7 separate regions of the Mus musculus genome follow, and all the other regions are linked to region 2. A link is a loop called in an ENCODE intact Hi-C map of the cell type or tissue named here. Cell type or tissue: heart. All regions are shown on one strand. Each heading gives the region's core, and the rest is flanking DNA. Links, peaks and the distances in the headings are about the cores only.

What was found. Peaks named below come from ENCODE experiments on the same cell type or tissue, not always from the same donor. Only the 100,000 strongest peaks of a DNase experiment are listed, where the experiment ranks them.
Region 1: a loop joins it to region 2, with 7 times the contacts of the local background. A loop is called at or near these places in 29 of 42 quality-filtered maps.
Region 3: it touches region 2 in a loop (2.1-fold over the local background); 2 of 42 quality-filtered maps call a loop at or near these places.
Region 4: a loop joins it to region 2, with 2.2 times the contacts of the local background. A loop is called at or near these places in 9 of 42 quality-filtered maps.
Region 5: it touches region 2 in a loop (4-fold over the local background); 15 of 42 quality-filtered maps call a loop at or near these places.
Region 6: it touches region 2 in a loop (2.4-fold over the local background); 8 of 42 quality-filtered maps call a loop at or near these places.
Region 7: a loop joins it to region 2, with 2.2 times the contacts of the local background. A loop is called at or near these places in 11 of 42 quality-filtered maps.

The regions. Positions count from the first base shown.
Region 1 is chr13:38,340,454-38,344,944 of GRCm38, forward strand. It overlaps Gm47990 (a long non-coding RNA gene), which reads left to right. Exons shown (of 2, transcript XR_003950672.1): 2 at 3,426-3,670. Among named protein-coding and RNA genes, the nearest start is that of Bmp6, 3.0 kb to the right of the region's middle. In heart, for the core only: CTCF peaks have their summits at 2,304 (motif pointing right) and 3,063; a DNase peak (open chromatin) is centred at 2,298; H3K27me3 peaks cover 931 bases.
Region 2 is chr13:38,578,851-38,583,341 of GRCm38, forward strand. No RefSeq gene overlaps it. Among named protein-coding and RNA genes, the nearest start is that of Gm40922, 26 kb to the left of the region's middle. In heart, for the core only: a CTCF peak has its summit at 1,965; DNase peaks (open chromatin) are centred at 1,271, 1,931 and 4,131; H3K4me3 peaks cover 1,204 bases; H3K27ac peaks cover 361 bases.
Region 3 is chr13:38,436,284-38,440,774 of GRCm38, forward strand. All of the region lies in intron 1 of Bmp6 (bone morphogenetic protein 6), which reads left to right. Among named protein-coding and RNA genes, the nearest start is that of 4930579J19Rik, 23 kb to the right of the region's middle. In heart, for the core only: a CTCF peak has its summit at 1,885 (motif pointing left); DNase peaks (open chromatin) are centred at 1,898 and 4,118.
Region 4 is chr13:38,525,881-38,530,371 of GRCm38, forward strand. Txndc5 (thioredoxin domain containing 5) reads right to left here and starts at 2,604. Exons shown (of 10, transcript NM_145367.4): 1 at 2,308-2,604. The coding sequence starts at 2,528. Gm31834 (a long non-coding RNA gene) reads left to right here and starts at 2,023. Exons shown (of 2, transcript XR_382215.4): 1 at 2,023-4,082; 2 at 4,427-4,491. In heart, for the core only: no CTCF peak of the experiment used is centred there; DNase peaks (open chromatin) are centred at 2,091, 2,621 and 2,961; H3K4me3 peaks cover 2,968 bases; H3K27ac peaks cover 2,305 bases.
Region 5 is chr13:38,062,391-38,066,881 of GRCm38, forward strand. No RefSeq gene overlaps it. Among named protein-coding and RNA genes, the nearest start is that of Riok1, 28 kb to the left of the region's middle. In heart, for the core only: a CTCF peak has its summit at 2,641 (motif pointing right); no DNase peak of the experiment used is centred there.
Region 6 is chr13:38,507,691-38,512,181 of GRCm38, forward strand. It overlaps Txndc5 (thioredoxin domain containing 5), which reads right to left. Exons shown (of 10, transcript NM_145367.4): 5 at 2,437-2,552; 6 at 204-290. Among named protein-coding and RNA genes, the nearest start is that of Gm31834, 18 kb to the right of the region's middle. In heart, for the core only: no CTCF peak of the experiment used is centred there; a DNase peak (open chromatin) is centred at 2,481.
Region 7 is chr13:38,218,368-38,222,858 of GRCm38, forward strand. It overlaps Snrnp48 (small nuclear ribonucleoprotein 48 (U11/U12)), which reads left to right. Exons shown (of 9, transcript NM_026382.2): 7 at 2,321-2,409; 8 at 2,868-3,026. Among named protein-coding and RNA genes, the nearest start is that of Snrnp48, 16 kb to the left of the region's middle. In heart, for the core only: a CTCF peak has its summit at 2,147 (motif pointing right); no DNase peak of the experiment used is centred there.

The sequences.
Region 1 (4,491 bases), core at 303-4,302, 240 kb before region 2:
ATGACTTTCTCTTGATGTCTGCTCTTTTTAAAGACTCTTGGGATTCTATTGGGCCCCTTGAATAATCCAGGACCAGTTTCGTCTTGAGGTTGCCTGTTTACCAATTTTAATCCTATCTTTTACTTTTGTAGCACACTGTAGAAACGCTGTTCACTTAGCTGTATCAGCTGGAGTGTAATTCCCAGCAACTTGTGGTACACTGTTCATCCCACTGTAGTTTCCGATCGTCCACTCCCCAGTTTAGACCACAGGTAGGTATAGTTCTCTGGTGTCTTCAGCTTAGGACCCTGCCCAACACACAGCAGACATTTCATTATTTGTTAAACGAATGACTGTGTAGATAGACTGGGTAGGTATATGGTCTTGTTCTTCTTTCAAAGCTAAAAGTCAATGATACTGATTTTTATTTTATTTTTATTTTTGAAACAGGGCTCACTATGTGGCCAGGATGGTGTGGAACTCAAGACCACCCTGACTTAGCCTCTGCAGCACTAGGATTACAACTGTGCACCATCCTCCTTGCCCCATGTGACTTTCCTTTCTAACCTGCATTTATTCAGTGTGGACTTTTTTTTTTTCTTTCTGGCCTCTGCATGACACCATATGGTTTTGCTCCTTAAAAGGACTGACAGCCCAATATGACATAGTTTCATGCAGCCTGCTAAATAGAGACACACGTGGTTCATAGAATGCCATGGACCCCAGAGGCTGACGGGTCAGGGAACCCTGCCCTACCCAACAAACATATGTCCAGTGCTTTCTCAGAACCAACCTCTTCAGGGATAATAAAACGAGAAATGGAGATGTATTGTTTGGTTCAATTTAAACATAAAAATGTGACTTCATGTACACATACCAGTTAGCCAATGAAAAATTCAGAAATGGCTTAATGAGTCGACTGGATTCCACTGATAACTTCATTGTTTGGAATTCTATAGACAGTTTGGGTTCTAGGAGTACAAGGTCTGAGTGCGTGAGACAAGTGAGACTCAATAAATAACAGATTTGCTATTTGGGTTACAGTGTGGAAAAAAAAATCTCTGGAAACAGATTTATATATTAGTTTTTCGCTTTGCCACCAGATGTCCTCCGAGTTGGAAAATATGATGGTCCGAGTGACATTTTGAAGTGTGAATGCCCAACATTTTTGAACAGACAGTGATGGGATAGTGTGAGGGACTGTGCATGTGACCGCAGACTTTGGGATGAGACACATATTTTGAAGTTTGTCTTACAGGTGTAGCTTTCAGAAGCAATATTTATTTAACACTCTGATGTTCATCTCTCGCACTCAGCAAACATTTACTTAACATAGTTCCTTTTCATTAAACCCAAACTGGTATTTTTAAAATGTGAGTGAGTGAGTTATTATATTTTGGAATTGATGTCAAACTCCTCCAACCTTGTGCTAATTATAATGCTGAGAGTTTAGGATTTTATGAGTGGAGTGTCCCAAGGACTCGGGGAGGGCAGACCTCAGGCTTTTAAGAACTACAGCCACATATTAGAGGACTTCTATGTTGAATTTTGAAAGCAACAGCTTAAGGCTTTGGGCCAAGCAGTTGAATGGGTCTGACTGAATACAAAAATCAACGAGTGTACTTGTGGTTTTGTTTTTGCTTTGTTTCGGTTTGGGTTTTGTTGAGAGAAGATTTCTCTACGTAGTCCTGGCTGTCCTGGAACTTGATCTGTAGACCAGGCTGGCTTCGAACTACTGGAATTACAGATGTGTGTCGTTACTGCCGGGTTACTTGTAGTGTATTGTTAATGATGTGGTTTATGGGCAAGAACAGAGCACTTAGCATATCAAATGGATAAGCAGTATCATTTTGAAACAAGGATATTTGGCATGTTAAATTAACAAGCACCATCTTTTCAAATCAGAATTTATTAGGCCAAACACATTGTAAACATAGAGCTCTCCACAACTGGTAAGGAACCACTTTGAAAGTAGGCATTTTTAAGAATTTTCTGTGAGTTACTCTGTGTCCCCGTGAGAATTCCCACCCTGTCTCTAGTATCACCAAACGTGTGGAACAAATTTGTGCTTTATGGTGAGGCCATCTTCACTTCGTGAAGTGGGGCAAGGGTGGGACAGACAACCTATTTCCAGAGACTGAGGCCATCTGCATGAAATGTCAGCCAAGCAACCAGATGTTTGCTATGGGTTGGCTCACACATCTGGCTTCTTGACGAGATTTCTCCTCTGCCCCCGCCCCCAACCCCCAAATGCTTGAGAGATGCTCAGAGAAAAGTGAGGGAAACTTGTCTGGGTTTACAGAGGAAGGGGCAGTAATATTTTGGTGTCCTGCAGGGGGCGAAGTGGCCTCTGATTTTCTCCAAGTGTTCACAGGTTCCAGTGAACTCTGGAGGCAGACCTGCTCAAACAAGTTCCTTCAATGCCATTATTCTGTATCCACTTAGAATCACACGTGTGCTTTGTGCTAGTCCTCTGCTCTGACACCTCCGGGCCACGTGGAGTCTCTAATGGGATGTGGTCAGGAAAACAGGAGCGGGAGGGACATGGATGAAGGTTCTCTTTCCACCCCGAGTTTCACTTGACATACATAGAGAAGCTGTGGTCCCAGTCTGATGTCATTGAACTCTTAGGATTATACCTCTTTATTCATCCCTTTGAACTAGGTGGGCCCAAGTGCTTGGCTGCCTGCTTCCTGTAAATATGGCATGTCCAGGTTGAGAGTGCACCATAGACATGCAGAACACATCTCTTGTGACCTTTGGCTGAATGTCACTGACCTTATGACATCTTACCTCACATTTTTTGGGGGGGGGGGCTTCCTCAGACTCTCATACTCACCACCTGAAGACACCCCCCAAACACCCCCTTATTTTAGCACTATTCTTTGAGAACAGAATTCCTCTTGGTAGGGGTGGGGAGTCTGTGACAGGCCTGAGTTAGAGATGCTGTTAAGGACTGTGGTTGATAATACTTCACTACATGTCATTTTAGACTCACGCCACAAGGGGGGGGGAACCCTACAGAGGGGGCAGTAGTGTAGCCCTACATGTCTGTTCTTCACTAGGCTCATTTTCACAGAGTCATATACCCCAAATGAGTCACAAGCTCGCTTTTTAAAAAAAGATTTATTTATTTATTTATTATATGTAAATACACTGTAGCTGTCCTCAGACACTCCAGAAGAGGGAGTCAGATCTCGTTATGGATGGTTGTGAGCCACCATGTGGTTGCTGGGATTTGAACTCCTGACCTTCGGAAGAGCAGTCAGGTGCTCTTACCCAATGAGCCATCTCACCAGCCCACAAGCCCACTTTTGTGTTTTAAATGGCACTCCCTAATGGAGTACCTTTAGGGCTTAGTTTGTTTTTCTATTTTTACAGATTCCAGTGTTGTCTTCACTGCCCTTATAATTTGCGCTTCTTTTATTCCGCATGTGTCTTGTCAGACCTCTTACAAAGAAGATGTGGCTGAGTGTGTGCAAGGAGGAGGCCCCCAGCTTGAAGCTCATGAGTACTTGTTGTGACTTCAGATCTTCTGAGTGGAGTTCCTGGCCTCTCTAGCAGCACAGCAGTGACTTCATACTTGTACAGTGTCCTGGACAGAAGAAACGGTGCACGCTTTTGATGTCTCTAGCATCCTAGCAACAATTATCTAAAATGTTTCAGACCCCATAAACCAATACTGAAAGTGGGTGGCTTATTTTCTTTCCTAATCCTTCCATTCTTGTCAGGTGAAAGACTCACATGTTTAAAGGGCATTTGCTTCTACCATCTAGAGATGAGTGGCCATTTGAGCCATGAATTGACATGTTTATTGGTAGAAGGCAGTGTTGGGAGTGGTCCCAGTTTGTTCAAGGATAGAAGCAACCTGTGTTGAGGGCCCTGTTTATTATCCTGGCTATTTTCTATACTTTCCAGGCTTCTGCCCTGGCTGAAGGCCATCTTTACCACCGTCTTTACGTTTTACCTGGAACGGTGTGTCTAATAATTGCATTTCAGCTCATTAAGATGCAATTGCCAACGGCAACTGCATTGAGAGACTAGCAAGAGGATGGGGAAGGCTTTCCTCGTAACACTAGCAGATCGTAACCCCTTTCGTTTGGGTTGTAGTTTAAGAACTCAAATGCAGCCCAAACGAAGAAATAAATTGAAATATCCGACTGGAAACCTCCAGGACTCTGGTTTGGCTTGTCCTGCCCTCTTTGCAGCTAGTGTGTGAGCAGCTTCCTCGCAGGGTGTGTCTTAACTTACAGCAGCTGCCTTTGAGAGCCACGTGTCTGCTAAACGCCTACATTCCATCAATAAGAGAAACTGAGCAGAGAAGGAGAAAACTGTCATACTATTTTCTCCTTCGGTAACGGCATGGATTAAATAGCTGTGTTTGCTTTTATTTAGCAGAGGAAGAAGAAAGTTTAGATCGGGGTCGTGATCGGATCTGTCTTCCTAGCAATGACCTCTTTGCCTTTCTTACCCGCCCAAGCAACTCCTGATGCCTCCAAGAATTCTGTGTGC
Region 2 (4,491 bases), core at 334-4,333:
TGAGGATGGTTTATATGGCAGTCAAAGCTTCAACTTTGCTGGATGTGGTCACACACACACCTATAATCTCAGCACTTTGGAGTTGAATGCAGGAAGATCCAGTGTTCTGGGCCAGCCTCAGCCACACAGTTAGTCTGAGCTACACAGTTAGTTCACCTTCACAATAGATAAAAAGCAGATATCCCCTACTTTTTGCTCTTTTTGGTCCCTCTTTCATGATAATCCCTGAACCCTAGGGGAGGGGTTTGCTATAGATGTCTCATTTAGAGATGAATCCTTCGTGGTTTTCAGCAAAACAGTATTTTCTGCACACGGTAGAGCCATTGCCCGCATGAACTCACAGTGGCTGGGACTGCATGCATAAGACCTGTACAAGACCAAGCCGGCCGAACTCCTAGCACGGAGATGATCAAGAAGGGTTCATGTACGCCACCCCCCATCCGAGGAGCTATGGCGATGGAGGGAGAAGAGTAAGTTTTCTTCAGGGATGCAACCCCTGAGCAGTAACCGCGCTCTAGCAGATCCTCTTACACCCATGCACATACAGGCAGCGGTAAGTGGTCTCGGTGGGCTTTAAAAGGAAAGATCACATGACGTCGGAAGAGAAAAGAGGTGGGAGAGAACCGGAAGGAGCTGGAGAGAAGAAGGGTGGGGGGGTGGGTCTGATTGGAGCATGCTTAAAATTCTCAAACAATAAAAAAAAAAGGATCTTTCCTTCTTCCTCCCTTCCTCCCTCCCTCCCTTCCTCCCTCCCTCCCTCCCTCCCTCCCTCCCTCCCTCCCTCCCTCCCTCCCTTCCTCCGAGACAGGGTCCCACCTGCAGCCTTGGCTGACGTGGAACTCACTATGTAGACTAGACATGCCTGGAGCACACACAGAGATGTGCCTGCTTCTTCCTTCTGAGTGCATACACTAATGGCCTGGACCATCAAGCCCAGCTCAAGTGCTTTTTCAGAGAGCAACACATTGTCTCCTCAAGATTAACTGCAAGCATTAAGTGCTTTACAGGATCCAGAAATAAATGTAGTCCTTCTGGCTAGCACCGGGGCATCTAACTGTGTTGACAGTGTGACCCCAGCAGCAACTAGAAAACTCTGTGCGAATTGGCTACTCTATCTCCCTTCCTTTTCCCTGTCTGCCAGGTGGGGGCCTTGATGTCCAGTGGCCGACGGTCGTCTGGCTCTTGGTGGCACCCGCCTGTTATCACTGTCTGGCAAGCCACCGCTTTGCTTCCAGAACCTTGGAGCCTTCCAGGGCATAAGCCGATAAGGGATTCTCAGGCCATGGTGCCAGGGGCTTTCTTGGCGAGGGTCTGAGGAAGGCCATTGTTGTCGCTTGCTGTTATCTCTTACGCTGACTCCACTTGGCCGAGGTGCAAAGCCCATCACTGCAGTGTGGAAACGGCTGCTGGACACCGGAGGAGCCGGCGCGTCCATAAACATGGGGCGCGCAGGAAATAGCAACCAGCCTTGCAAACAAAAAGAGAAACATTCTCAAGTTTATTGGATGCTGAGATGTTTGTCCTTGGTACTGCTGCCCGGCTTTATCTCACTCCACAGCCTTCCTATGGAAGAAGCAGGGAAGTGAGCGCTTTATCAGTGGGGATCGGAGGTAATGTTTATGTTTGGCTGACATCGCTCGGAAAGTATTTTTGGTGCCGAGGGTACTGTTTTTGTTCGTTGCAAACGTCTGTCTTGGCCATTCCCTTCTTTGTTAAGACTCCATATTCTAGGAAATCCCCAGTCAACTAAGATGCTTCTTGTCTCCCTAACCCATCAGGGAACCTCCAGACTATGGCCTCTTGGAAGGGCAAACTGCCAGCATGCTCCTGAAAGGACAGCAACAGAGTGGAACCCCTCCCCATGGGCGGCTGCGGCTAGAGGCAGACACACCTACATGGAGATATCTGCTCTGTGCATGCCCCCTGCAGACACTATTGTGATGTTGCACCCTGTCCTCTGGACCAGTTCTGCAACATCTTTGCTAAGCAGCTCCTATACCAAGTATCAGGATAAGCGCCCCGGGGTGGGTCAAAGGCCAGTTCTCAACAATGTAGCAGGAACTGAGGGTCCGCATGAGATTCAAACTCAACCGTTAAAGATGCAATGCCACCTTCAGGATTCAGGGAGTACTGCAGAGTGAGGGAGCTGACTACAGCCATCTTCCCACCCAGAGATCTTAAGTCAACAAGAGCAACCAACTTTACAAAACCACCTAAGATAGAGTAGTGCTATCTGCGGTGACTTGGGATAGCTCACATTAATCCTGTAGTGAGAGTTATAGGTTATGACTATATCTCTGATTCCTCTAGGAAACCGGTTCTAACCCAATACTTGCATTGGTAACATTGTCTTCCTTGCTCAGAAAAGCACCTTCATTTGGGTGGCAAATGGTTCTCTCTTCTCGAGCTGTACCAACAGCACAGCTGCACTGTGGGGCCCCTGACCTCCTGTACTTTCATTTCATTTGGTTTCAACAAACACTCCTCAGAACAGCTGCGGTGTAAAAATTCATTAAATTTAGCTGAAATATGCAAACTGAATATTAGTTGGTTCCGTGCAGAAAGCTTCAATACTACTCTATGTAATTAAAAAGTGACTTCAAAAGTTATCAGATAAAATAAAATAAATGGTATTTGATATTAAAAAAAAAAAAAAGAAAAGAACAGCTGCGGATCAGCTGGGTGTCCTGGCACACACCTAGTGCTAGCACTAGGGAGGTCAAGGGTGAGAAGATTGCAAACTGAAGGACATTTTGGGTACATGGTGGGCTCCAGGGCAGGCTAGACTGTATACTAAGGGGGGGGGGAGGAGGAGAAGGACAAAAAGGAGGGAAAGAGGGTGAGGGAGGAGGAGAGGAAGAGGGAAAGGGAGGATCCAGTGAGCCAGTCATGGTGACACTTGCCTGTAATCCCAGCACTGAGAACAACATCCATTGTTTAAAGTTATCCTCAGCAGTAAGGCACATTTGAAGCCAGCCTGGGATACTTGGGATCCAATGTAAATGAATGAATGAATGAATGAATGAATGAATGAATAAATAAATAAATAAATAAATAAATAAATAAATGTAAAACAAACAAAAACTAACAACAAAGCGATTCATGTCCTGACAGTTCACAGGGGAGAAACAGAGCCCCAGGAAGGTGGGCTAACTTGTCCAGGGTCACACACACACAGATTTTAAGGACATTTCTACAAACCCTAGGATACCAAGTTCTCTCCTCCATAGCATGTTGATTTTGAGGTGGGGGTATCTCTCCATTAACTGGGGTCTCAGGTGTGTTTTAAGTAGCAAGAAGTGGGGCTACAGGAGGTGAGATTCCAGGACCCCCCCCCCCACACACACACAAGTAGCTAAGGCTTGAACAGTGAGGCTGAACAAGGCGAGCCAGGGAGGGAACTGGGGGATCACTATAAGATGACCAGGGAGGAAGGCAGATGGATGGAGACTTGAAGCTGACGCATCCCTGCCACCTTTGAGCAGCAACCAGAGGGTGTGGCTTCTTTAATATAATGTGTCTGGCCACAGTAACGGTAAGAGCAGGCAGTGCCCATTGCACCTGTCAGCCAGTGCACTGGTGAGAAATAGGACAAGACGATGTGGCCAGGGCAAGATGATGTCATTTGCAACTAATGAATGTGGCAGGAGTGCAGATGTCTGGGAAATGGATGTGTTCTTCTCTTTTCTGTGAAGCTATAGTCTTCTATGGGTCCCAGGTCTTCCTTAAAAGTACTCAAGCCAATGCGATGAGTCTAAAGGGTTTTGTTTTTTACAGTGCTGGGGCTAGAACACAGTGCTCTACCACTGAGATGCAGCCCTGTTTGAGTTTACAGTTTCTACATCCCTTGCCGTACAAGCCCAAGGCATTGCTGCATATAGCCTTTGTTTTCGTAGCATATCTTTCATACGGACAGCTGCCAGGGTGCTTGGCCCTTTAAGGAGAACCCTCTGCTGTGCTGTTAGCAGCATCACTTCTGAGACACAGAACTGGGTTGTTTTTATACCAAGCCACCCATCCAGAGAAGAACTTACTCAGACCTATGCTAAGAACTAAGGAAACAGATACAGAGCCGTGGCAGCTGCTGCCAAGAAGTTGTTTGGCTCGCCAGTGGAATTTCCTAGTTCCCATGTTGCTCTTGGCTGTGAAAAAATTAGATGTTTGAAATGTTATTATCTAAAAAGGATAGGTTATGCCACTTAGTGAGAGGGAAAGACCTCATGGGTGTGACGGGGTGGGAGGGAGTGCTGGTGGAGATCTTAGCAGGGGCCCAGGAGAGAGCCTGAGCAACCAGCTCTTTACAGAATGACAAGCTGTGTCACTATCCCTACAACTTGAGTGAAGGGTGGCAAAATGACATTCTGGGGTTGCTTTCAATGGCCTTTAAGAAAGAGAGCCAGCCGGGGGTGGTGGCGCACACCTTTAATCCCAGCACTCGGGAGGCAGAGGCAGGTGGATTTCTGAGTTCGAGGCCAGCCTGATCTACAGAGT
Region 3 (4,491 bases), core at 284-4,283, 140 kb before region 2:
TGGAAGCAAATAAAAGTGATTATGAATTCAAGCTATAAAGTAATCAGAGACCCATAATAAGGAATAAACATACACATACTTTAGAACGGAGGCAAAGTTAAAATTCCCGTAAGTCACAAAATAAACAGAATTAGGCTGGGCTAGAGCTCAGTAGCAGATTGCTAAGCATGCAAGAGCCCCCTCCCCCCAACATGCTCTTAAACCACACTAGTGCATCTGTTAGAACTATGATAGGCACTAATTGCTAGAGCTATTCTTATTTGTGTATACATGATGGCTACCCACTTTTTTTCCTTTCTTTTTTTTTTTTTTTTTTTTGGAGACACGGTCATGGCTTTGGAACCCAGGATGGATGGCCAGAGAAACCCAGGGATCTTCCTGTCTCTGCCTCCCCGGTGCTGGAATTCTAAGCTTGTGCCACTACACTTGGCTTTTTTAAATTGTGGGTTCTGGAAATCAAACGCGGGTCTTTTGTTTTTATTTATTTTTATGTATGTGTATGGCTGTTTTGCCTGAGTGTACATATCTGTGTACCTCCATGTCCCTGTGGTGCCCTTAGAGGCCAGAAGAAAGTATCATATCTCAGGCCTCAGGCTGGAGAGATGGCTCAGTGGTTAAGAGCACTGACTGCTCTTCCAGAGGTCCTGAGTTCAATTCCCAGCGACCACGTGGTGGCTCACAACCATCTGTAATGGGATCTGATGCCCTCTTCTGGTGTGTCTGAAGAGAGCAATAGTGTACTCATATACATAAAATAAATAAATAAATAAATCTTTTTAAAAAAGGAAAAAAATGTCCTATTTCCTGGATCTAGAGTTACAGGCAACTGTGAGCCACCACGTGGGTGTTGGGAATTGAACCAGGGTCCTCTGTAAGAGTAGAAGTGCTTTTAACCACTGAGCCATCCCATCCCTGCAGCCTCCAAAACTATTGTTATATGAAGAGTCCAAAGAAGAAAAATGTTGAATCATACTCTATTATACTATTAAAAACTGAGAAGAAAATGTAAATGTTTACAGTGTTCCTTCAGCTTCTGTTTGTTTCCATTACCAGATATCAAAGAACAGAAAAGACTTCATTTACAGTTTTAACACCCTGTCCAGCTGTGAAGCCATCCCTACTGGGGCCCTCTTAGGTCCCAGCTTTCCCAGGGCAGCTTTTCCATGTGGGTTGTATAACTATTTATAGACCTTTGTTTTCATAAATTGCCGAGTACAGAAACCCATCCTTAGCATGGGTTAAGGGTCTTAATGGCACAGGGTTTGTCATCAATGTCCCTGGTTCTGTGTTCTTTCCTCTTCTCTGGTTGTCTCGCTTCATTTTTATCCTGATTCATGGTTAGATTTTTGTAAAAGACTTCCAATATTGTGGAGTGGTGTGGGTTTCAGGTGCTCCCCTCACGTACAGTGGGGTTATGTCTCAGGAAACTCACCGGAAGTTGAAAAATGCGTGGTGTACCCCTCCCAAGCTTAAGGGGCACCCTACTTCAGCCACACAGTCAACAGGGCAGTGTCATGAGGACTGACCAGCTCTTCGGTGCCACTGCTCAGTAGCTCCAGAGAAGACTGTGGTCATATCTCCAGTCCAGGGCAAATCAGCATCCAAAGAGAAAGTGTGGTGTCACGGGGCTTCCTACACTTTTGCATTGTCATGAAGTAACAATCATCTTCAGTTTGAATGTCCACATTTTAGAACAGAAATTCCCCACTCTTCCCCTTCAGATTATCTTGGGAATTGCCCAGATTCCTAATCGGAAGTAGTCACTTGTCTAAGGAGTACTTCTTTGCCCCTCCCACCTTTCCTCCAACTCCCCTTTTCTCTAGAAAGCCACCAGAGGTGCAGGATGAAAACCCCCTGCTCTTAAGTGGTGCCTCCCCCTCGTGGTAACCCTGGGAAACTGCAGCGGGTCCAGTCTTTGATGTGGCAATAATTCAATTAGTTGTGGTTGTAGGTCTGGGGTCCCCATTCCCTTGACGGCTATTAATAGAAGTTCTTGTGTTCTAGAAGCCGCCTGTCTTCCTCAGAGATGCTCCCTGCTCATCATACCTGGCATCTCTCCACTACCCTCTCCTACTAGCTTTCCATTGCTGTGACAAAAGTGCCAAAGAAAAACTACTTAAAGGAAGAGAGGTGTCGGAGGTTTCAGTCCATGGTCACCTGGCACTGTTGCATTTATACCAGTGTCAGGCAGAATGTCGTCGTATGGGGACAGAGGGTAGATCAGACTGCACCCCTAAGGGGGCTGAGAATGGAAAAGTCCAGAGTCCCAGAATGCCTTTTGGGAGCACATTCCCAAGTGACCAAACTTCCTTCCGGTATACCCCACCTGCTGAGGGTTCTGCCTCCTCTTAACATCTCTAGAGACTGAACAATGGGCCTCGAAGACATGGGCTCTCAGGGACACCCTCTATGATAATGGCCAGTGCCCAGCACAGCTGGATAAAACTCTGGGCCTTTAAAGGGCTCTTAAGATTAGATCTGACCCAAGTGAATAACTCTAACCCTGGTTAACTCAAAATTTACTGATTAGTATTTGTAATCATAACTTGAACATCCTCTCATCACATCATATACCATAATTGGGGTATGGTATACCAGTATTTAAGGTAAGAAATCTAATGCGGGGTGGGGGGCTCTGGGAATTTGCTTAACACAGCTAGAGCCCCCAACCTTATTAGTGTTCTTTCAACCTTAAGATCAGGTTTATTATCTTCTACGTTTGGGTCTTTATTGTTCACTGGGGAGCTTTTCCAAATCTTCCTCTAGGGTCTAGCTTGAACTGACAAAGGAAGTATAGAACTCATCACAGCTACACCAACACTATGAAATCTCAAACCAGTATCTTCTCCCCCAAATCTACCAGGCCTGTAGAGATGCTGGCCAAGGAGAATTAGCTGGATGAACTCCGGGATGCACAATGTATTTATTTATTCACTAGCTTCTGACATGCTTAATTTTTTATTTCAGGGTTGCTTACTTCTACATAAAATGTTCGTGTTCTCTTTATTTTTATCCTTCATCCTCACCTCTGAGTTCTTCACTAAGGACATGAATTCTCTCTCTGTTGTTCTCTTTTCTTCCCTGTATCTCACTCTTTATCAGGCCGGTGCAGGGAGATGTGGCCCAAGAAGCAGGAGGCCCATATACTAGATCCACCTCAGTTCCCAAACTGGGTATGCCACCATCTCCTGGCATTGTTGTTTCCTTGTTGGTGACTCACAGGTGTCCTTGTTAGCCTGTTATATAATGGGCTTAACTGCACGTCTCTCAAAACCATATTGTGTGATACCAAGCTCCGGAGTCAGCTACTCAGGTCCCTTCTCTCTCAACGACCACCACAAGAACTCATAGGACTTCATCAAGAAATTAGTCCTGGTTTCTTGCATTTAATTGTAAGCATTGTTGTGCCTCCTTCCTGGAAGGTATGGGCTGCCAAACTCCTCCAAGGGCTTCGGTACTAACACAGTGACGGGCTGGTGGACACCGAAATCTTGTTGGACGTGTGGAGAACAGCAGGGTGATCAACAGCAAGAACTTTAGAATAAGCTCTGAGGGCTCAAATCAGATATACAGGCCCTGCTGCGGACAGGCTTCAGGAACTGGGGGAAGTTTGACACCAATGAGGATGAAGTGGAGCGGCGAGAAAGGAGTCCAAATGTGTGGGGCTGATCACTCAGCTGGGCACATAGCAAGATTAATGTCTAGTACATACTGTTCCTGCAGCGGCTGGTCACGCTCATCACAGTTTGGATTGGCATGCACTCTTGTGTGTGTGTGTGTATGTGTGTGTGTGTGTGTGTGTGTGTGTGTGTAGCATTCAGGCACATGCACTACCACTGAGTTATATCTCATGGCCCTACAATATGAAAGATGGAGGGAAGACAACGACCTGGTTAGTTCCTGTTATAACTTAGCAGCGAGTGCTAAACAGGGCAATGTGTTTGATATTAAGGCTTTCTTTTGTCTCTGGTTGGTGGACTTCCTAACATAATCCCCATGTCCAAAAATAGAACGAGAGGAAATAGAACACAGCAGAGCTGTAGAAATACTAGTGCAGACCGGAAACCAAATCGTTGGCGGGGACATCTTGCTAATCTCCTGTGGATTGGTGCAGTTGCAGTTAGGGTCTGACCCTGACGCTTGAGCATGGCTAGACATCTGTGTTAGACTGTCTCGGTCAGTCAGTGGCCCTCGGAGGCCAGCCCTCCACATGGCGAAGCCAGCAGTCAGTCAGATGGAGAGTGTCAAGGGAAGGCTTTGAGCAGATTCACACTCCATTCAGGAATAGTTAGAACAGGTCTTCTCCCCAGCTCTAAAGGCGTACAGGCTTCTCCGCTGTCAGGTGGCTCTTCTCATTCACACAAACTGGGCGGATGAGCCAGCACTCAAGTCTTTGTGATCACAAAACCTACATATTAGCTGCTGGTTGCCCTTGGGTTCTGACCTGGTGTAAGATGGAAGCCAGGAAGCCAGTCTCAGGACATGCATTCA
Region 4 (4,491 bases), core at 148-4,147, 53 kb before region 2:
TATGTGTACTCCTTGGTTGGTGGTTTAGACCCTGGGAGCTCTGGCTGGTTGATATTGTTCTTCCTATGGGGTTGCAAACCCCTTCAGCTCCTAAGGGTTGTCCTGATGTTAGCGGAATTTGATCAGATATGCTCAGTTTAGAGTTGTAGATAGACATCCTCTATACCCTTGAAAGGGTTCTTATGAAAACAATACAAGATTTAAAAAGAAGATAAAGATTTAGTTCCCTCTAACCCAAGTTAACCTGACCACTTGGGGTCATCACCACACAGGCAAGCCTCTCCCCACCCAGGAGGACTAAAGAGTCCACTGCTTCTCTCTAACTGGCATTTCTGGTTTGGAGCCCTTGTGGATACAGCACTACAGAGACTGCCGGCTGTATTCAGATGTGGCCTGGAGCCAAGTGACAGAGCAAAGGCACCTAACCTTACCTTTGACCTAACTGTCCCTAGGTTCAGTGTGACCAGATGCTGGCACCAGATCAACAGCAGGAGGACAATCCTGCACCCACAAAGCTTAGAACAAATACAGAGACAGGTCAGTGCCATCACTACACAGTGTCCTTGCCCCAGCATCACACATGGACAGTGAACATTCCAGGCACTCACGGTGAGAAAGAAGTGGGGAGAGGACCCAGCGTAGTCTACCTTGAGTACCATGTTGTTCTTAAAATTTTGAAATCTTAGCACTCTGTAGGCTGAGACCAACAAAGTCATGAGTTCAAGGTCAGCTTGGCTACACAGAGAGATCCTGCCTCAACTTCCCCTTAAAACATCAAAAACCCAGCCTTCAAAGGCCATGGGTGGGCTCCTACATCTCTCTAATATTTTTATCAGAATAGCAAGAAGCAAACAATTGAAGGCTTATCCTAGAGAGCAGCCTCGACCTAAACGTCTGTAAGCCATAGAGTTAAAAAAAAAAAAAAGAATCTGTGGTGTATACCCCAACTGGCCAAGACTAGCTGGTTATTCATTGCATATATTCTAAACTTAAAACTCCATCAGCACTCCAGAGAACCTAACCCTGCCTGCATGTCAACTTTTCTCATAAAACTAAAAACCCTTAGATTTATTCCACCGAAATCAACTCCAATTAAGTCCTGTGGTGTACTTAACTGGAATCACTACTTTGAGACGACTTGTGCACAGAGTAACTATTAACGCGACTGACTGTGGCAGACTCCCAGTCTTTTTCTTTCAATGGTAGTTCTACAGACTCAAGTGGCTGTTCTTGGGAATGTAAAACAGTGTATCCCATTCCTGCATTCTTAACTGATAATGGCTGTGAGCCAAAATGATCCCCTCCCCCACAAAGTTAATTTAACACTAAACGAATTGAAATGCAGTAATAGCCCGCTCTAGGGTTATGGGCAAAGTTTCTCCCACTTTAGAAAAATACAATCACTGACTACATTGGATTCCACAGGCACATTTTTCTTAACTGCTTAACCCCCTGTCCTTAATGAGTCCCTACTGAGCTAGAGGAAGAGTACTTTGCTCAGCAATAAACACAGCCAGAACATCCCACATCTCAAGAGCCTGTGCTCTAAATACCGCTTTCTGCTGTGGACCGGAGAACTTCTTTCTCTGAGCATCTAGGCCCCAGTAGCAAAGCACTGCTATGTCTAGACTAATTCTTGGGGTAGTGAGGTGCACCAGGAAGCCCCAACCGAAGAATGGAAGCCTGAAGTTATGACTTTTAGGAAGAACAGTTCGACCTCACACTTTCCAAATGACCGGGCCCCAAATGAGAACAGGAGGTGAAAGAGTTAAAGGCCTTGAGAATACAGCTCACATCCACTCCAGCGTGCAGCGGAGACTCCAAAACTGGCACCTCGCTGGACTCCAGGGGCCGGGGAAGTCTCAGTTCCCGACCTAGGCTATCTTTTCCTACCCTCGACACACAAAGTGGGCAATCACATCTTGAGGGGGCCTTAGATTTCCAATCCAACCCAATATTGATGGGCCAGCAGGAAGAACCCTTCAGGATAGGGCACGTGGACGCCGGGCTCCCGCCGCGTCCGGCCAGCACAGGAAGTTTGGGGAGCTGGGCAGGGGACAGAAGCGGGGGATGCCTGGACTCCAGCAGTGTGGCGGGGTGGAGAGGCTTTTCCGGGTCTCCCCTCGGGGCCCGCCCTTCCTAGCTCGCAGGCCGGCGGCTAGCGCCACGTCAGCGGCGAGGCCCGAGCGCGGCCCACGCCCCCGGCGCAGCCTGCGCGGCCTCGCGCCCTCTCCCCGGTCCCCGGCTCCAGGTCCCTGGTCCCCGGTCCCAGATCGGGCTCCGCCGGCCTGCTGGAGCTGCAGTTACCAGGGCGCGAAGAACATGACGAAGTGCGCGGCGCTCTGGATCCCGTGCGTGAACATGTCGGCCGTATACAGGTGCTTGGCGTGCGGGTCCTGCTCGACCCCGCTGTCCGCTTCCACCTCCTGGGCCCGGGCGCCTTTGCGCGCCCCGAGCAGCAGCAGGAGCGTGGCCAGGGCCGGCAGCCCGGCCAGCGGCTGGAGGAGGCGTCCTGGGCGCGGGGGCATCGTGGCGGGGCTGGCGAGCTCTCGCTCGTGCCGCGGGTCCCCTCCGCGGCGCCGCTCCCGCCCCGGCTCCTCCCACGACCGCAGAGCCACGCCTCAATCACGCCCCCGCTCGCAGAGCCACGCCCCCTGTCCCGCCGGCTCACCTAGCAACTTGCTGTCTTCTGCTGAAAGCCACCAGGAAGAGGTCGCTTAGGTCCTGGGGTCCTTGTGCAGCACCTCCAGCGCTATCTCAGTCCGGTTCCCTTCCATCCCGCTGAGCTCATTCTCCTTCCCAAGCTCCTCATCAGCCTTTCCCTGCTAGGGACGAAGAGGCCAAGCTGCCAAGCTATGGAACAGTGGCAGCTTCTGTTGATAACTAATCAGACACCAAGAGACCCGAGAGTTTAGGACCAAGCTGAGCTGCTGTCAGCAGAAAGGAGGAAATCAGGCAAACGTGTGTGGGGTTTGCTCTTGCATAAGTCAGATTCTTAGCCAAAGCTCAACTGTGATTTGAGGGCCTGGCCTCAGGGGGTGTGATGAAACCACTTCCCAAGAGCACCTCCTCTGTTATCCTGCCCTGCCTTCACTTTGAAAAGGAAAGGCAGTCAAAGTGGCCCTTCCTTCAGGCCCTGGCTAGTGCCCTGTGTGCCCTAACTCACCCTGGATAGGAAAATGAATGGCAACAGCTGTTCTGGGTGAGAGCTAACGCCTGGGCTGGGGCGCATGGACCCACGCCAACTCTTGAACTTTAAGTCGGGTGGCAATCTAAGCTCCCTGCCCTGCCTTGAAAACCTGGAGCTAAGTTAGGGAGAACGAAACAACCACTAGACACTTGAGAGAGGTCCTAGAGCTATGCTCTGTACCGATGAAAAGGAAGCTGGCATCATAAGACATATATATGGTGATCTTTTATTGGGAAAAAGCAACGGGCATAGTAAGAAGAGTACATGGCCATCTTGTATTGGACTTCTGAGCAACACTTCTGAAAATCACCTGATCTTTATTAGCCTCAGCCTCCCTAAACCAAAAGCCTGGGTTAGCAACAGTTGGGGGTGGTGGTAAAGGGAGGGGCAGGGAAACTCACATCATCTGTAACTATTCTCATGTTAGGTTCGTCCACCTGTAAATGTTTAACCATGGTTTTCCAAACACCAAACTGCAGCATCTCTTGCTTGCCCCCTCTCTCCCTTTGTGCCCTCACATTCTGAGTAAGCACAGTTCAGCCAAACGCTTCTTCCGGCTTTCCTAACCTGAACAGACCTAAACTTGCCCATCGCAGGAGAAGTTCTATGAGCATCCTTTGCCCACGTGATTTTGACTATGGCAATTTGTTGCTCCAACTTGAACCAGCACACCAACTCTGCCCAGTAGCCTTGGCATACAGACTAAAATAGAAATCCCTGATGCTGTCCTTGAAGGCCTCCTGTGATGTGCTCTGCCATGCCTCGTGTCCTGTGAGGCTTGCTGGTGACCAGAAATCCAAGAACTCTTGCCATGTCATCTGTACTGTCAAGGTCAAAGCTTTATGCTCCTCAATACTTCTCTCACTTCATTGCTAAGACATCGCAACAGAAGGTACTATGTTTATAATATCAACTCCTTTTTCACCTGCCCAAAGCTGTGTGGTTCCAGATCCCTTTGGGGGTCAAATATCAGCTATTAACATTATGACTTGTAACAGTAGCAAAATCCTAGATTTGAAGTAGCAATGAATAGTTTTATGGTTGGGGTCACCACAACATGAGGCCCTGCATTAGAGCGTCACAGCATGAGGAAGGTTGAGAACCACTAGCACAGACCATAGCTCTTGGAGCCCTCTCGAACGCTGGCTGTTGGTTGATGTTTCACTCTTGCGTCTCGTGCAGTTGAGACGAAAGGCAGATAGCACCCTTTACCAATGTGTTCCCTTCTATCCACAGACCTTCAGCTCCCGACATATTGGATCTACTGAGCATCCCACCATCATCTGCCCTTGCAGTTTTTG
Region 5 (4,491 bases), core at 354-4,353, 520 kb before region 2:
GTCTCTTCCAGGTCTTCTGGTTCACTTAGGCAGCTCTATGTGTTTATTACTTTACCATGTGAACGCAAAGCTAGGGCAAAGCAGAATTGTTCTTGCTGGCGCTGGCCTAGTTGGCCAAAGTTGGTGTCATTCAAAATACCTCGTTACGGTTTAGATCCTAAATGTTCCCCAAAGGCCATATGTTAAAGACTTGGCCCCAGGTTGCTAGCGGTATCGCTGAGTAAGGGCAGAACTGTGGGGTGAGGGCCTGGAGGATTAGGTCGTTGTGGGGTGTGTGGTGTGTGTGTGTGTGTGTGTGTGTGTGTGGGCGTGTGGGTGTTGTGTGTGTGGGCATGTGTGGTGTGTGTGTGTGTGTGTGTGTGTGTGTGTGTGGGCGTGTTCTTGCTGGGATGTCGGATTCTGGTCTTTTCCTCTGCTTCCTGGCCACGGTGATGCCGGCAGCTTCCCTTCATCCCCACTGTAATGTACTCTCACCACAGGCTTCACGGGTGAGAACGAACGCTTCCGTTGTTGGTTGGTTGGCTTTACTTCCTCGTCATCCACTTTCAGCTAAGGCACATTGCACTACAGTTATGCACTTCAACTGTTAGACTGGTTTTAGCTGGTATTTTACCACAGCTACAAGAAACTGAACACATGCCCTGTGCAGTAAGAAATTCAGACTCTCACTTACGGACAAAACTAGGGAGCTTGTATGTTCAAAAGTGTAGATCACGTTTTCAGTTTTATCTTCATCTTAAAACATAGTATTGTCCAGTCATGGTGACCCACTACTTTAATCCCAACACTGCGGAGGCAGAGGCAGGTGGGTCCCTGTTCAAGGCCAGACTGGTCTGCATAGTGAGTTCTGGCCAGCCAGGGCTACATAGTGAGACCCTATCTAAATAAATCAATAAAGTCACCAGCTCAGAGAGGCCGGTCTACCCCTCCTGATTTGGTATTGTCCTCTTGTGTCCCTCACACGTGCAAGCTTTGTCATTCCTCTGCATTATTTTCCTATAGCTCTACCGAGGACAAAGTAGCCTGCCGATTGCCTTCACTTAACGTATAGTGACTGTTTTGTCTGCCTCCACCCTCACTTCGGAATGTAAGCTCCAGAAGGCAGGGGTTTGTATTGTATCCCAGCACCTGATTTGTGCTGAGGTTCGGTCAGCTCTCAGTAAATGTTCAGAAGATGCTCTGTCTCCTGAGCAAAGGAGAGGCTATCATGTATGCCTCTTGTTTATAAGGATGGAAAGACAGAATGGATGTGGGTCAGTTTGCATCCCCCAGGCTTGTAATAGGGTTATCTGACGACCACGTAAAGTGTTCAGTCGAAAAAGTGAGTTCACTGATGAGTACCTCATCCCAGTCCATATGTGGACGGAAATGGGGCAGCCCAGTCCACTTGCTGATGCTTTAGCATGTAACACTGTTAAGGCTTTCTGAGGGCTGCGATGACAAATCTAGGTTTACGCTCCCTCGCTTGCTTTGATATGCAGCTGTGACACTGGGAAGTCACTTTCCTTTGAGGAAGAAGTCCTCATGTGTAAATAGTGGGACTTGAACCAAAGGATTACCAAAACGCTGTCTCAAGTTCATTCACCTGCAGTTTTTTCATGTAGCCCGGGCTAGTTTCAAACTCTCTTTGAACACCCATGCAGTCAAGGATGACCTTGAACTTGGGATCCATATAACTTTGTTTCTCAAGTGTGTCGTCACAGCCTGTAGTTTACCCAGAGATGGTAGGTCCTGGGAAAATGGAGCCAATAAACGGGGCGGACTAAAGTTTCATGCAGTAATTGCCAACTTTATGCTCTGAGGGTTAGGAGGAGTGACATAAGTAAACTGTACAGTCACAAGACAACAAGCTCTGTGTGTGTGTGTGCGCGCACACACATCAGTCTGTCTGTCTGTCTGTCTGTCTCTGTTTAGCAAACTGTGTGAGGCAAAAGCATGTTTTTCCTTAGAGGCATATAGACAACACTAGCCAGCTGTAATGAGTAGTTTGAAGTAAGTGCTCTTGTCGATACACCTGAGAGGAGCTCACATTCCGAGGACAATTCTTTGCTTTTGAAGAAACTGAAGTCACAAGACTTGTCTTCTTGGAGATTTCTCAGAAGACCTCAAAATCTCCCATGACTCAGTTCTTGAACAGTGTTCACCCTGCTTTATGCAGTGCTAGGGATTAAATACGGGGCTCCCTGGGCCGTGCAAACACTGAACTGAGACCATCCCTGGTCCACAATGGTTATTTTAAAAAAGTATCAGACCAATGTGATTTTCCCCCCTAAGAGTCTCATTGTGTCTTCCTTGTTGGTCTCCAACTCACAAAGAACCAGATCAGTATTTTTTTTTTTACCTTAACTTTTTTTATTGGATATTTTCTTCATTTACATTTCAAATGTTATTTCCTTTTCCAATTTCCCTCCCCCAAAACCCCATAACCCCTCCCCCTGCTTCTGTGAGAGTGTTTTTAAAAAAGACTTTAGACACCAAAGGGGTAGGTTGGACTCACTCTTTTGTTTATTAGAACTAAAGAGATTGGGTTTAAAGTGCAGGTCATCCCCTGTGCTGGTTGCTATTAGATGAATCATTAGCCTTTAGACTCTGCTGTTTAGCCATGGGAATGCTGTCAGTTGTGCTCGAAGTCATTTTATTCCACTAGAGGGAGCCATGCCCTTGAGTTCTGATGTTTAACCAGCATGATTGACAGCAGGTGCTGTGCATTTGGGGGGAGCATCCTGCAGAGGAGGCCCAGGTAGCTGAGGTCATTTACTTGGCTTCACCTCTTTACTTCCCCCTAGGCACTAACTCGATGATGGCACATTTAGTGCTTGATTTATACATCAGTCCCTACTTAGAGCCCCCAACAAACTGGCACCTCAATATATACTTTGCAAGAGTCGTAACTGAGTTAAGTCAGGTGTGGTAGCGTATACCTCAGTCTCAGTACATGGGAGACAGAGGCAGGATGGCCACAACAACAGAAGTGGTTTTTCACTGGGAAATAATGCACTTTTAGTATGGCAATTACAGAAACAGATCCTGGATGGCCCTAGATTCACGGTGTAGTGTGGTGGTCGCTTGCTGGTCCTTCAGACTTCTGGGACTCAGTGTCCCGTCTCACCTATCAAAGGAAGACTGAGTGGAGGGGTTCAGAGGCTGCAGTCACGGGGGCAGACACTCGCTGTGTCAGTGAGGTAACAGGAAGTTCCTAATGTTGACTACGTGTCAACTGCTATTTCCCGTATGCTGGGCTGGGTACACTGAGCAAGCCTGACAGCCTAGTTTAATCCCTGAATCCCACAGTGGAAGGGAAGAGATGATGATTCCCAAAAATTGCCCTCTGACCTCTACACACACCTGCCCCCCCCCAATATACACACAGTAATAATTTTAAGTAAATTCTTTATGTGGGCATTTTGTATGTACACAAATAGGAAAAATAGGCTTTTTTCTCAAAAATCTGTATAAACCAATTCTCTGTACTTTTCTAATTTTCTCTTTTTTTCATTATTCACTTTACGTCCCAGTTGCTGTCCCCACTTCTTTCCACTTCCTCCCTCACACAGTCCTCCCCACCCATTCCCTTCTCTCCCCCTGTGTATCCCCCCAACCCTGACACATCAAAACCCTTCAGGGCTAGGCATATAACTCCCACTGAAGCCAGATATGGCAGCCCAGTTATGGGAATGGGATCCACAGACAGGCAACAGCTTTAGAGATAGCCTCCAGTTGTTGGGGGGCCTCCATGAAGACCAAGCTACAGCAAGGTTCTATTCCCAACACCCATCTGGTGGCTTACAACCACCTAACTAGTTCCTGAGGACCCAATGCCCTCTTTTCGCCTCCACGGGCCCTGCGTGGCATGTAGTGCACCGACGTACTTTCAGACATTCATACACATAAAATAAAAATCTCAGAAATTTATTAGGACAAAGAACGTGACTCCAAGTTTCCTTCCACTCTTCCTTCAAACATGATTTTTTTATATGTCTTGTTTTATAAACAAAAAATCCAAAAGAAACTTTTATTCCATTTGCTAAATAAATTCCTATTAAAAATTTTTATGACTTTTTATTATGAGAATAATGCCTCGGAAAGTTACACATTTAACATGTGGCAGGAACATCGGGACTGTCGAGACTATTTGGAAATTTGTGCTTGTGAAATTGGAGAATAATGCCATCTGTTACATGACAGGATTAAGTGAGATACAATACAGGTAATTAATTTAGCACCAGTAAATGTTTACAAAAACAAGTAAAGGGGGCAGGGGAGATGGCTTAGTGGATAAACTGATGACCACTAAGGCACGAGGACAGGAACTTGGATTCACCAGAACCTACATAAATATCAGGTGGTATGATGGCTCCCCTGTAATCCCAGGCATGGAAGGTAGAAACCGTTGGCTAGTTTTCTGTGAACTTGACAAGCTAGAGTCATTTGATAAGAAGGAAATGCCCTCTTTCAAGAAAAAAAAAATGCTCCCACCAGACTGGCCCATGG
Region 6 (4,491 bases), core at 275-4,274, 71 kb before region 2:
AGACCTACCTTCTTAGCCAGGTGGTGGTGACGCACGCCTTTAATCCCAGCACTTGGGAGGCAGAGGCAGGCGGATTTCCGAGTTCGAGGCCAGCCTGGTCTACGAAGTGAGTTCCAGGACAGCCAGGGCAACACAGAGAAACCCTGTCTCGAAAGACCAAAAAAAGAAAAAGAAAAAAAAAAAAAAAAAAAAAAAAGACATACCTTCTTGCCATCTCGAAACCAGAGCAGAGTTGGATAGCCTCTGACCTGATGCTCTGAGCAGACAGCGTAGTGCTGCGTGCAGTCAACCTGAAAACAGAACCACAGAGCACTCAGCTGGCTTCTCCACAGCCTTGCAAAAGGCACTATCAGACCATTTATACTTAAAAAATAAAGTTTTAATCCAGATCCCAGAGCAACCGTGGTAGCAATCTGCAAGCTTTAAGAAGACTCTGCCTAGAAGCCACCCACAAATCCACCCACGCTAATGGAACGTGGTGAGGAGATTTGTCTTGAGATGTGGGATTTATTTGAATTTAACTGAAAATGGCAGGTCTAGGAAGTCCCATCGTGTGGGAAGGAGTGTGAGGCAGGCTGCAGAGAGTAAGACACTCACCGGACACTCACCTGGGCATTTCCCAATGCTAGGAAACCTGATATCACTGGCACTTACATAGTTTCAAATCAAGGGTGGGGGGGACGACGACAGCTCAGTGACAAAGCATGTTAGCATGTGCACAGGTCCCTGTAGTTCAGTTCCTGTGCACACAGCCCGACAAACTTGAGCAAGTGGCCCGTGTTTAATAAGAGCATTCAGTAAGCGTAGCATTAGAAACTTGTCCAAGTAAGCATTTCAGTAGCTATTTATTCTGGTGGGAACTGAACCCAGGGACCTGTTCATAGGAGGCAAGCACAGCTGAGCTACATCCCCTGCCCTTTTCTTAAGATATTTTTATTTTGAGATAGAGTCCCAATGAGCTGTCCCAGCTGGCCTTGAATTTGTAATCCTCCTGCCTCAGACTCCAGAATAGCTGAGATTAGAGACCTGTACCATCAGGCCTGGCTCAGGTTACTACATGTAAAGCAAGATTCTGCTTGCCTGATATTTTTACAAGCATTATTTTTTAATTTTTTTTTTTAATCATTAAAATTGGCCAAGCGGAACTAAGCTGGCTTTCACTGTGTCAATAAAATGGGGTTTAAACTATGTTAAGCGGTAAGGCTGCAGCAAGAGCCATTAGGTGTTAAAATGAGGTCCAGGAAGCTTCCAGCTAGGTCTGTGAGGGGCACAAGCATTCTCCAGGGAGGGTCCTGTCTAAAGCAATGTCCCTCACAGCCTGTGACTGCTCATGTCTGCTTCTGCTCAGAGCCTTTACTGAATAAAGTAGAGACAAATCACCTCCCACAAAAACTCTTAATTTGAAGTAAGGATGCCAAGACGGATGCAGGACAGAAGGCAAGATGTATTTTCGCCTTGTATTTCCACACAATGTTCAACGACTGAAATAATCAGCATTATTGATCATGTCAGTCACTGTATTATCCGTCAATGGTAGACTACGACATTGAAAGCAAAACAGACAAAAGGATAGAATCCATACAACTCACGGTGAGAATAACAATGTGCCCAGCATCACCCCACCCCCAAGGGCCATGCTAAACAGCAGACTCTCATCTGCCGATACACCACCCAGCCATCCATCTTGTTTCCTTTCTGCAAAGAAGTAACTGAGGGGAGACATCTCAACCAGGGCCAGCCTGCCAGGTCTACCACCCCCAGCTTCTGCTTCTGATCGTCATACCCAGACACGAGGCACCTCTTCTGTATGCAAACAAGCCCTGCAGCACGTGGGGAAAGGAGACATTTTTCTAGAGGAATTCCATAGAGAGTGAGCGACTGGTGAGCATCACAAAGTCAATAAGATTAAAAGTAGCCAGAAGCCCAGGGGCTGCTCTAGACAGTTCCAGAAAGCCCGGGCACACAGAAGTTGTTACACATTCCTTCTGGCTTCTCTGTTTGAACAGTTGGAAGGAACTGTGGCTAGCAGTGGAAAAGAGGGTTCGCCATAAAGGGTCTGCTGTGATCCTGTGTGAGTGCAGAACCCAGGAAGGACCCTTCAGGAAAGCTATTGGCTGAGCTCCACAGATACCCAGTGAACATTCTACAAGGCTCTACCCCATATCTTTGCACAGCTCCAGGGCTGCCAATTCAGAATTGGCCATTCCTTCAGAATAAATTGGCCAAGGCCATAATGTATCTCCATCCTGTGGAAAAGCCAGCAGACTCCAAAACCAGGCTGCCATCTGTGAAGGTGAAATGAATTGTCAAGTGGCACACTAACTGGAATTAATAAATCAAGTTTGCAACTTTGCACACAGAATGAATAATGGACTACTCTGCTAATTAATCTGGCCCAAGGCAGACTGTTCCAGTTTAACACGGGCTTGGACTTACCTTGCCAATCTTGACGGTTTCAGAATGTTCAAGGCCCAGAGCCAGCTGCTCCCAGGTTGGAGCCAGAGCTTTGCAGTGACCGCACCACGGAGCGAAGAACTTGATAAAGTGGTTGCCTGCGGGGAAGGCCAAGGCGGAGAGGAACAGGAAGAGGCAATGGGTTTACACCACAGAACCAAATGCTGGACTCAAGAATACAGCTTTGTTCCCTTGCTTAGAGATCTCAAGTCCTTCTGAGAAAAGGGGCTCACCACCACCTATGTTTGTTTATATGGGCATTCAAAACAATAACTCAAAACCAAATTGGTCATCTTTGAAGGGTAACAGAGAACCAACTCATGCTAAAAGAAAACTGGCAAAAAGGGAAAGAGCTGCACATTTACCATGCCTCTTTTTCTCGACCTAACACTGCAAGTGATAAATGAAGTTAGCACCAACTAATCTGATGAGGGAGGGCCCACACAGTGGCCATGAGTACTGCTCCAATCACAGGCAACAGATCGTCAGAGGCACTAGCAGTCATAAGGCCCTCCAGCACCCCTCCAAAGCATATACGGGAAAACCATGACAAGGTGGTATGTGATCTACCAGAGATTTGACCAGCAGAGTCCAGACTTCAGAGAATTCTGCAGGTCCACAAGCCATATGTGCTCAGCAAAGAATGCAGAAAGAAATGCTGGGGAACATGTAGATCAACAGAACCTTGACACAGACACCCTCAGCCTTCAATGAGTGTACAAATGCATTTAAGATTCATAAAATCCACAGAGACAAAGTTTGGAGCTGAGACGAAAGGATGGACCATCTAGTGCCATACCCGGGGATCCATCCCATAATCAGCCTCCAAACGCAGACACTATTGCATACACTAGCAAGATTTTGCTGAAAGGACCCCGATACAGCTGTCTCTTGTGAGACTATGCTGGGGCCTAACAAACACAGAAGTGGAGGCTCACAGTCAGCTATTGGATGGATCACAGGGCCCCCAATGGAGGAGCTAGAGAAAGTACCCAAGGAGATGGGGGGATCTGCAACCCTATAGGTGGAACAACAATATGAACTAACCAGTACCCCCCCCCCGAACTCGTGTCTCTAGCTGCATATGTATCAGAAGATGGCCTAGTCAGCCATCAGTGGAAAGAGAGGCCCACTGGTCGTGCAAACTTTATATGCCTCAATACAGGAGAACGCCAGGGCCAAGAAGTGGGAGTGGGTGGGTGGGGGAGTGGGTGTGGGAGGATGTGGGGGACTTTTGGGATAGCATTGGAAATGTACATGAAATAAATACCTAATTTAAAAAAGTCCATAAAATCCAACCTAGGCCTAGGGGCAGGAGCATTAAACTGAACCATCATATATGTCAGATGAGCAGACTGAAGTCGAATATTCACCAGTGCACACCTGAGCTATGAGGCCCCAAACCCAGGCATGGGTTCCACACAAAGAGCAAGGGCTGGCCTCTGGGTAGGGAATGGGAGAGAGGCCTGGGGTATGGGTGGTACAAAACAGGCTGTGGTGTAGTCACGGAAGACTGCCTTCACTGAGCCCTGTCAATTCTTTTTGTACTTATCATTTGTTTGCCAAAAACAAACAAACAACAACGACAACAACAAAACCAGGTTTTAAAATAAATAAATAACGCTCCTGGTGAGTTAAAAAAAAAAAAAAAAGAAAGAAAAAATATAAAGTCCTCACAACATGATTTTCTGGACACATTTTTCTATCTGGTTGATCTGCTTCTACATTAGGCTGATAGCAGCCCCAGGTCAGGAGAGGACTCACAGCAGATGTCAGGCAGTGGCCACACAGCGTGTAGCAGTGAGCAGCCACACTGATGGCTGAAGCTAGGCCAATAACGCATTCCAGGGAAATAGTGAATCGCTTATTTGAAATGATGAGCAACTGATCTTCGAGGCTAACACCGTCTCTATGCAGCCATGTGCAGTACAGACCCCGGGCAGCAAGATGGAGACTGAACTCCCAGAATCCAAGCAGCCCCATGGGAAGCCAGCAAGGGCAAGAAGCCATAGCTGCCTTGTGAAGAAAAAGCCTCAG
Region 7 (4,491 bases), core at 319-4,318, 360 kb before region 2:
CTTGATGACTTACCCTTCAGTGGCTTTGTCTGCATTTTACCCTGCCCTGGCTTCCATTTTATGCCATATGTCCTTTTGGTTGCTCTGGACTTTGATAGATTTTAGCACAACGTTATGCATGATAGTTACTATGCCTAGCACACTGCTGTGGGGTGTGCAGAGGTAACGGCAACAAGGTGCGAGCAGATGTTCCAGATGGTGTGAGTGCTAAAGTGTGCGGGAGCAGTGGTTTTTCTTAAAAGCTTACATTCTTGTGAGGTCTAAGATGCCGTGTCTCTGAAGAAATGGGAAGCTTAAGAAAACTCCCTCTGTTTTCCTGTGTGGTAGACCTGTGCTAGGTGGGTTGTAGGTGGGCTTCAGTGAGCTCAGATAGCGCTATCAAAAAACTGGAGCTGCATGAGATCTGGGAGCTGGAATGTGTGTGTGTGTGGTGCATACTCTACTGGCTCACACTGGGCTGCCTTGGGTTTTCTGTGGGAGACTATGAAGTGGGCAGGAAGTAGGGATGAAAGCAGCAGGCCTTGGTAAGTACAGATTTTAAAAAGTTGAGGGCCTTTTGGGGGATGGCTGGGCTTAGGAACTGCCCCGTGCTCTCTATTGTAGTGTCTTGAAGTCATGGAGACTCTAGGCCTTATTGAGGAGTTTGGCATTGTTCTGCATTTAGCTTTTGGAGGTATTGAAAGTTTCACTGAGGGAGGGAAGAACTGAAGTCAGGCCGGAACAAGAAAGGGTCTGACTGTGTAGCCCTGGCTGTCCTGTAGACCAGGCTGGCCTTGAACTCAAAGAAATCTGCCTGCCTCTCTCTCCCAAGTGCTTTGATTAAAGGTGGTGCTGCTATGCTTGGCTCTGCAGTGCCTTTCTTTGGTAATTACTTCTGCTTCCTGTACTTTAAAACCTTTTCTTGGTGGACAAGGGAGACGTGTCAGCTCTGTTTTGGTTTATCTGTTTTCCCTGTGACTAGTCTTTGCTTGATGGTGCAGTGAGATAAAAAAGAAGCTTTCACATGGTTCTTACAGGTTGGGGATTTGAACTCTGTTTGGGAGAGCATCTGGGACATAACTAACATTTTATACTCTGTCTTTCATTTTGGTTTAATTGTTAGGTTTAAGAACCATGTGCACATAACCTCATACAGGAGAGTTAGAAAGCTAAGCCCAGCAAGGAAGAACTGTGCACGTTTTTACTCGGATCACCTTCGTGGGTGCTGGGCCTTGTGGACTCAGTAATTCTGCTTACCCCTCACATTTCAGTTTGCATAGTGCCGGGTTTCAGTTTGATATTTTCATGTTCTACACCATTCTACTTTGCTCTTACTCATAAACTCCCCATTGTCTCCTGTTGCCTCGGCCTCCTTTGTGGATCCCCTCCCCCCTCAGGCTGTCCCCTCCTCCATTCCTGTTACATGTATTCCATTACTCTACCTTTTTAAATCCTCTTTCCCTTTTGTTCTCGACAACGTCTCACTGTGTAGCCCAGGGAATTCTCGATTTCCTTTAGGACTGGCATTGTAGGGAAGAGCCACCCAGCAGCTGTTTCTCCTCTCTGTACATATTTTACTCTCTATTTCATATTTTTCCTTGAATTGTTCAAGACTAGTTATCCCCAAAAAGTATGTATGTGTTTCCAGAGAATAAAGCTGTTTTCTTATGTAGTCGTGGCATAGTTCCAACTTGAAAGTTAACATTGAAATAATATTGCCATCTACCATTTCTTTATTCATCAGTGTGACAGGTGCCCTTTTTATAGTTCTTAAGTGTATGCATCTCATAGTCCATTATGTCATAGCCCTTCCTTAGGAAAATGTTGAGTGTGACAAGCAGTGATTTTTCTAATAGACTTTATTTTTAATTACATGTATATGTGTGGGTATGTGCACATGAGTGCGGGTACCAGAGGAAGGTGCCAGGAGACCAGGAGAAGACCTTAGATCCCCAATCTTAGAGTTCTAAATGATGGTGAACCACCCAACACGGATGCTGGAAACCAAACTCAGTCCGATGGGAGAGCAACAGATGCTCTTAACCACTGAGCCGTCTCTCCAGCTCCTATTTTTCTGGTTTTATGATCTTAAGTTTTACAACACCCTTTTTTAAAATTTTGATTTATTTATTTATTTTATGTATATGAGTACATTGTAGTTGTCTTCAGACACCAGAAGAGGGCATCAGATCACATTGCAGATGGCCGTGAGCCACCATGTGGTTGTTGGAATTTGAACTCAGGACCTTTGGAAGAGTAGTCAGTGCTCTTACCTGCTGAGCCGACTCTCCAGCCCTTAGAACAATTTCCTGATGTGACATTGGTTTTTCCTTCTTCCAAGGTGATCCGGGATGTGATCAAGGTGCACATGGAGGAGCTGAGCAGCCACTGGCAGGAAGAGCAGGGGAGAGCAGGAGACGCTGCTGAGAAGTACGCCAGTGTCTTTATGGAGGAAATGTTTGCTTATTCCATTTTGTGCTTATGTCAAACCCGTGCACGTTGGTAGTGTGCCTCTCGTGTGCTGTAACTGGGGACATGCATCACTGTGTGGCTTAGGGCATCTGTTTAATGCATGGCTTATGTATACTGCTAAACCACAGCATTTCCAAGACTCTGGGTAAATACTGTGATTCATTGGTGCTTGTCTTTGGTCAGTGCTCAGAATTACTGTATTTAGAGTCGTGGTGATGTGGGTCTTAGGGATGATACATGGTTATATTAGGGAACTCATTAGTTAGACAATATAGGGACTGTACGTTTGACTGCTGTCTCTGGAATATAAGATTATGCCATCGATAGGATTGGGATACTGTACTTTCAGTGGATAGTTGTGTGCAGTGGAGACCATTGGTGAGAGGAACTGATGAATGTTCCTTTCTGTGCTGCAGGAATGAAGAAAGGCGGTCAGCTTCAGTAGATTCACGGCAGTCTGGTGGAAGTTATTTGGATGTTGAAAGTTCACGACATAGAAGGGCTCGGAGTAGGAGCCCACACAAACGAAAAAGAAATAAAGATAAAAGTTCTGAGTCAAGAAGAAGAAAAGAGAGGTGAGTGTCTACCTCTGAGTTATCCAGCATTGTTGACTTTGTCTTAGAATGCTGAAGAGTAAATTATTGGAGTAAGTTAAAGAGGTGGGGGGGACCATGGAATTCTTCCCATTCACCGTGCGTCAGCTCACAGACTACTAGTGTAGGGATGCAGTCCCTAGTTCTGTATGCATGATAAAACACTGTGCCCTCTACCCTTCCTTTGTGATATTGGAAGTTGAACCTAGAGGCTCATGCATGGTAGGCAGGTGCTCTACTTCTGAGCTGTAACTTCAGCTTTTCTCTCTCTCTTCATTAATTTGTTTATTCACTTTACACCCTGATTGCAGCCCCCTTTTTGGTTCCCCCTTACGCAGCTTCTCTTCCACTCCCCTCCGTTTTCCCCTGAGACAGGGGAGGACCCCCATGGGTATCACCCCACTCAGGCACATCAAGTTACTGAAGGACCAGGTTTACCCTCACCCACTGAGTCCAGACAAGGTAGCCCAGTTAGGGGAATGGGGTCCACAGGCAGGCAACAGTCAGGGACAATCCCTGCTCCAATTGTTTGGGGACCCACATGAAGACCAAGCTCCACATCTGCACATGTGCAGGGGTTGGGGGCAGGGGAACCTAGGCCTAGGCCATGCTGGCTCTTTGGTTGGTGGTTCAGGCTTTGGGAGCCCCCAAAGACCCAGGGTAGTTGTCTCTGTTGGTCTTCTCGTGGCATCTCTATCCTATTTGGGTCCTTCAATCCTCCCCCCAAGTCTTCTACAAGGTTCCCGAAGCTCTGTCTAATGTTTGGCTATGGGTCTCTGCATCTGTTTCTTTTAGTTGCTGGGTGGAGCCTCTCAAAAGACAGTTATGCTAGGCTCCTGTCTGCAAGCATAATGGAGTATGATTAATATAGAAAATGGTTTGGTGCTTGCGCATGGAATGGGTCTCAAGTTGGGTCAATCACTGGTTGACCTTTCCCTCGGTCTCTGGTCCATCTTTGTACCTGCACATCTTGTAGGCAAGACACATTTTGGGTTTAAGGTTTTGTGGGTGGGTTGGTATCCTTATCCCTCCACTGGGAGTCCTGCCTGGCTATAGAAGATGACCTCTTCAGGCTCCATATCCCCCACTGCTATGAGTCTCAGCTAGAGTCACCCCCATAGACTCCCTGGGGCCTCTCCTCCCCATCCCAGGTCTCTGGCATATCCTAGAGATGCACCCCACAACTCCCCTGCTGATTTTGTTCTCTCTCCCCCACTCTCCATACACCTCATCTTTATATATTTTTTTAAATGTTTGAGACAGTACCTTACCATTCTGGCCTTGAACTCAGTCTGGAGCACAAGAAACTCTTGAACTTGATCCTCTTGCCTGTCAAGTTCCCTGGATTATAGACCTGTACCACCAGGTGACCAGCTTGGTGCCTCCCACCTTTCTTAAAACACTCACAAAGTAATGTCTGAGTGAGGCAGTAAATTTTACAGTATTT